Linked DNA regions of Homo sapiens: region 1 is linked to region 2. A link is a loop called in an ENCODE intact Hi-C map of the cell type or tissue named here. Cell type or tissue: ascending aorta. All regions are shown on one strand. Links, peaks and the distances in the headings refer to the core of each region. The heading gives the core; the rest is flanking DNA.

Evidence for each region. A loop is a pair of places that touch in the nucleus more often than their neighbours do. Peaks named below come from ENCODE experiments on the same cell type or tissue, not always from the same donor. Only the 100,000 strongest peaks of a DNase experiment are listed, where the experiment ranks them.
Region 1: it touches region 2 in a loop (2.6-fold over the local background); 3 of 110 quality-filtered maps call a loop at or near these places.

What each region holds. Positions count from the first base shown.
Region 1 is chr17:63,354,969-63,357,893 of GRCh38, reverse strand. It overlaps TANC2 (tetratricopeptide repeat, ankyrin repeat and coiled-coil containing 2), which reads right to left. Exons shown (of 28, transcript NM_001394998.1): 14 at 2,504-2,925. Among named protein-coding and RNA genes, the nearest start is that of CYB561, 90 kb to the left of the region's middle. In ascending aorta, for the core only: no CTCF peak of the experiment used is centred there; a DNase peak (open chromatin) is centred at 1,453; H3K27ac peaks cover 2,419 bases.
Region 2 is chr17:63,291,032-63,293,956 of GRCh38, reverse strand. All of the region lies in intron 9 of TANC2 (tetratricopeptide repeat, ankyrin repeat and coiled-coil containing 2), which reads right to left. Among named protein-coding and RNA genes, the nearest start is that of CYB561, 150 kb to the left of the region's middle. In ascending aorta, for the core only: no CTCF peak of the experiment used is centred there; no DNase peak of the experiment used is centred there; H3K4me3 peaks cover 716 bases; H3K27ac peaks cover 2,500 bases.

The sequences.
Region 1 (2,925 bases), core at 235-2,734, 64 kb before region 2:
GAAGGAGAGAAAGTGGAGAACAGAAGGAGAAACAATGTGCAAGAAGTGGAGGCTGAAGGCCACAAAGACAAACCATGCCTGGAGAGAGTCCTGCTAATCAGACCTGCCTGAAATGGAAAACAAGTGCAGCCAGCTGCTTTGAAAGACCAGCTTGGGCTTTGCCAATAGCATTAAATTCTTAGTGAATTTCCATCTCATTGACCTAGGGAGCCTTAAGCACTGAGATCAATACTTCAGTACTTTAGTAACAAGGTTGGTGCCAGCCATTGCTGGGGAGGGGGCTGAGTTCCAACTGAAATGAAATCTAAGAAAGCTTTTTTTGATAACTCCTGGTCCTGTTTACAATTTTACTCTCTGCCATTAAGTGAAATAAGATGATCTCTCAGCAGCCATGCTATTCAATCATCAGGGAACGGATTATACAGGATTTGAAGTTGGAAGTACCTGCTCCTCTTGTCCCAGTGCATCAGTCGGTTGCTGCAAAACTCCTAGTTAAAATGCGATGTTGAGAAGGCAAAGCCTGTATAGTCATGATATGGCTGTATAAAAGCCGTATTTTCTCCTCTGAGAGCCCCTGAGGATTTCATCTGTTGTAAGGATACTATTAATTCAGTGGTAGTCTGGTTGCCTTGGACCTCAGCTTTCAATCCTCTGAGATGTCCCAGGATCTAAGGTCCCAGATCAGCTAGCAAAGTTTCTCTGGGAACTGATCTCAAAGCGTTTATTAGGCAATTCTACATTAGTTTCTTTTTCCTATATACATAGTTGCCAGTTCTTTGTATTAAATATTGACAACAGCTCTAGTAGGATTTATAGTAAAATCCTTTTGGGAACATCATACAATTCACAGAAGGGACTTGGATTGTTTTTATTGTTTCTTTTTAAAATCTTGTGCTCCAAAATGATAACAGCAGAAGATGGCTGTCGCTATCCGATTAGCCACAGGATTTAACTAAGATACACCAGAAGGGTCTATTACTGCAGGGTGAGGGGAGGAAAAAGAACATACCCCAAGTGTTTCTTTTACTCTGTACTATTCTAGGCATCATACTATATGACCTCACTTAACTTCTCAACAACTCTAGAAAAAAGGCATTATTATTGCTCTTATGTAGATAAGAAAACTAAGTCTTAGAAACACTATGTAACTTTTTCCAAAGGTCAAAGTTCCTAGAAGAGGCAGGATTTATATGCAGGTAATTTGACTCAAGAGTTTATGTTCTTTCCACTACAGCATGTTTCTTTAAAAAAGCTTCCCTCTCAGAGAAAATGCTACAAAGTCTATTGCCTGGCTTAATATCTTCATCATAATCTGGAACTAATTTTCTGATGAATCAGCATGGAGTAGGCTGAGCAGCATGCCCACAGTACAGTTGTCTCTAATAAGGCCTGGTGAAGGACACGGTGAAGGGCAATAAAACCCCAGCATGAACACAGAGTTTTATTCTTTCTGATGAGTCACATGTGAGGCATAGTCAAATCTGGCCTCTTCTTTTTGAGCCAAAATAAGCTCTGCATTTGCCAGCTATGTTGTTGGTGTCTTCTTTGTTTCCATGAAGTCAGTAATGTACCCGGCTTTTGAAAACACCAACTTTATTAAAGGAATACGTCTTTAAAAATGTTAGTATGACGGAGTAAAAGCACACCCCGACCAGGATGCCAGAGAACTAGGTTTCATGCAATAAAAAGGGAAACAGTTTCATATCTAGTCTGGTTTGAGTTGAGAAAGATTCTCAAGTCAGGTTCAAGCTCATTGGGAAAGAGTGCTGGGGTAAATCAGTGATCCTGTTGTGCGTGTGGGGTGGGGAGTGGTGGGATATATCATGCACTTGTGATCCCTATTCTGGTGTGTGCCCCTCCCTTCTCCCATGTATTAACCTTATGACTTTGTGCAAGTTGATCCAGCATCTTAAGGCCTTTATAGCAAAATGGAGATAATGACACCTTACGTATCTAAAGGCAGCATGGATAGACCAGCTGATCTCTTCAAATCTTTTTCAGCTAGGAGGTTTAAGATTGTATTTTCTAGTATAAAGCTTAGCATTGGCTGGACTTTAATGGATTTAGTCACTGGAAACTTTAAAAATGATAAGGTTTTATAAAAGGGCAATAAAAACTTTGAAATGATTCTGCCCTAAATCAAAGAGATTTACAATATATCAATTCTTTCTTCATATCAGAATAATAATACTGAGGAAGTCCATTAAATGGTTAACTTAATTATAGCCTGTGAACCCTGTGGGGTCAGTGAAAATTATTTAGAAGAACACAGGAACGTAGGATAGCATTCTAAATATCTATGCAGATGTTGAGTCTTAAGGAAATAACATTGTAAAACAATAAATTAGTTAACCTCATTATAGCCTTGCCTTGAGAAGAAACACAGATGATGTCTCTTCTATGTGAAATGTTCAATGAAGAACACTTCTACTTTCAATACTCACACTCCATGCAATAAACAGAAAACAGACTCAGAATTGTTTATCACAGATATATGTCTTACCTCGGATCACAGAGAAATTTGGTTTTCTCTCCTTCTTCTCTCCAGATAAGCCATTCTCGAAAAGAAGGATGTACAAACATACGAGTCATGTCTCTGCGCTTGATTAGGAACATGGAGAGGTTCTCCATTCTCTGCTGAAAATCCTCCCATTCTAGTGTGCCTTCAATGCTCCCAGCATTGATGGCCTGGAAGATATGCTCATCAGTCAGTGGGTGGAGAGAGGCCACTGCCACATTCAGGAGAGGCATCACCCGGTCAAAGGAAGACTGGGTTGGGAACTTCATATTGCACTGGAGTAAATAAACCTCTGAGAGCGAAACAGGAACTACTTTGTAGCTAGAGCTCTTTAACACTAGATAGCCTTTCTCTATGAGGTCAAATGTAAGTTTCAGATATAGATAGGACCCTTGACTGAGGGTCTT
Region 2 (2,925 bases), core at 194-2,693:
AGGAGTTTAAGATGAGCCTGGATAACATGGCAAAACCTCATCTCTACAAAAATTACAAAAATTAGCTGGGTGTGGTGGCATGTGGCTGTAGTCCGAGCCTGAGGTGGGAGGATAGCTTGAGTCCAAGAGGTTGAGGCTGCAGTGAGCTGTGATTATGGTACTGCACTCTGGGTGGGTGGGTGGCGGGCACCCACGGGAAAAAAAACAAAAACAAAAAAAATCCTTACCTTTCTTCAACTAAGGCAAAGTGTAAACCTTTAATAAACAAAGAAAAACACATTAAGGCTAACAGATCTGTCCAGTCAAATGCAAATATAAACAGCTGCAGCTAGGGAAAAGAGGGGAAGGGGAAGTGGGGGCTCTAACTGGATCTTGACTAATGCATATTTATTCATGGAAAACAACCATGAATCATTTAAAGAGAAGTCAGTCACAGGACTGGCAGAAGAAAGTGTAACACAGCCAAAGTCTGGTGCAAATAAAAGCAGAGTTGTATTTCCTCACATTCTTCTATAATGACTATAAAGTCTAGCCTCGAAGTACCTCTGTTCCTTTGAGCAAAAGATAATTTGGGGCTTATTTTTGGGGTTCATTCCATGCATGCTATTCTCTACATAAAACAGGGAAAACACATGTGCTTCATACAAAACCTGGTATCACATTAGCACCAAACAAAAGGCAAAACACACACTTATTTTTTCTTAATACTTAAGGCCATAGTAGGAGCTCATTTTTCTACTGAGTTTCTAGAAGAAACTCATTCTTCCATTTACAAGAGTCAAGTCTGTTTATTCTTGGTGCTCAGGAATAGGACTAGAGTGGGCAGCTATTCCTATCCCAGGAAATAAGTTTTTGAAGAACGGAAAGCAATTTGAATCAGGTCCTAAAACACACTCTAAAGATAATGGTCTGAAAAATGTTCACTCTAGATACATTCTGTAAAGAAAATTAGAATAAATAAAGCAGAATCGCTTTTTTGGGTGAGCAGGGAAGCATATAGCAGGGAGGGTAAACTGTGGACTTGGAGTCAGGCTGCCTCAGTTTGCATCGTATCTCTGTGCAAGCTTAGGCTAGCTGCTTATGTTATTGATATTTCAGTTTCCTCATGTTTAAAATAGGGTTAATGATACCATGGAGATAAAATGAGTTAATACATGTGATGTGCTTAGGACAGTGTCTGGCTGTTAACTGTGTTAGCTGTTATCACCATCCATATCATCAAGCCAACAGAGACATCCAGTGTAATCATAATCACCCCATCCCACACACACTTATTTAAAACAAAACTAAACAAAAAGGATACCAAAACATATTGGCCCTTTTTGAGCCATCTTCCCTTTGATGCTGCTTCTTCATCTCCATTCTTCCTTTTACCACCCAAAGTTTGGAAAGAACCATGTTTGCAATTTTCACTTTCATAGCAATAATTTATAGCCTGGCTTCCACCCAAAATATTCTGCTCTAATTGTTTTAGTTAAAGTCACTAAAGACTTTCTGTTAAATCAAATTATTTATTTTCAGTCTTTATGCTTCTTAATCACTTTTTAGTATTTCACACTGTTTACCCATCCCCACTTTTTGAAATAGCCTCCTTTCTTGGGCTTAACGTGACGACACTTTCTTCCAGTTCTTTTCTTGTCTTCTCCTCCTGATATATCTTTAATGACTCCTGCTTTCTGCCCATCTTTAAAATACTGCCAATCCTAGGTTCTATATTTTATTGTTTTTTTCTTATCAATCTCAAAGGAAGACACTAGTGTCTTTCACACAATCTAAGTGGTGATGGTGCCCAAGTTTATTCTATTCTAGACCTCATTCCTGTACAGCATTTCCAACAACTTAGAAGAGTTATCTGCTTGGATATCCAATAGAAATCTCAAACTTAAAATGTTTAAAGCTAAATTTATCTCGCTTACCTTAATCTATTCGTTCTTTTCCATTTGTTACCACAGTTAATGAAATATCACCATCTGTCTGGTCTTCCAAGATAGAAACTTGGGACTTACCCATAATTTCTTCCTCCTTAATCATTACAACTAATTTGTCACAGGTCTTATCAATTATTCTTGAGGAATATCTCTTAGATATAATCCCTTTCCTCTTTTCCCATTCCACTGTTGTTTATAGTGCTGTAATCTTGGAGGGGTTGCTGGTTCACTCTAAGCCTGTTTTGTCATCTGTAAAATGAGGATAATAAGAGCATCTACCTGATAAGGTTAAACGAGGAAATGTATGTTAAGTCCTTAATCAGAACCTAGGAAGTTCTCAATGAATGATAGCCATATAATTTAGGTTCTCAAGATGTTTTGCTTTTATTTTAATGGATAATCTTGCATCTCTCACATTTCTTTTGTATAAAGCCACCAAATATTTGTATCTGACATGATGATGTCCATCCCTACACTGCTACCCTTGCATCTCATTAACTCACCCCACCATAATCATCCAACCTAGTGTTACTACAGTTCTTGTCAGAGGGTATGTACATTCCAGTTCTTGTCAGAGGGTATGTACATTCCATAATGTTTAGTAAACGGATTTGTGAATAAAGCTAATATGATTTCCACTCTCAACTGCAGAGAAATGTGTATAGACTTGGTTTTGGTAGAACAGGAAGGCTAGGGGAAGACAGTTAAGGATGCAAACCCAGCCTTTGAAAATCACTGCTCTGTACTATATAATAAAAGAAAATGAAATCATTTGTTTGCCATCTTTCAGGAACACATTCCCTGTTTAAAGGCTACTGTCATAAACAAGAAGACTATTAAATAACGAGAGGGAAGAAAAACCATTTTCCAAGCTCTGTGCATGTCACAGGTAAGACTTGGATACTAGCCAAGGCACTTATAATCGGTGAATAGTATTTCCTATAGGAAGCTGGGGGAAGGGGGAAAATGCCTCAGAGTTAGTATTTAGAGAGGACAG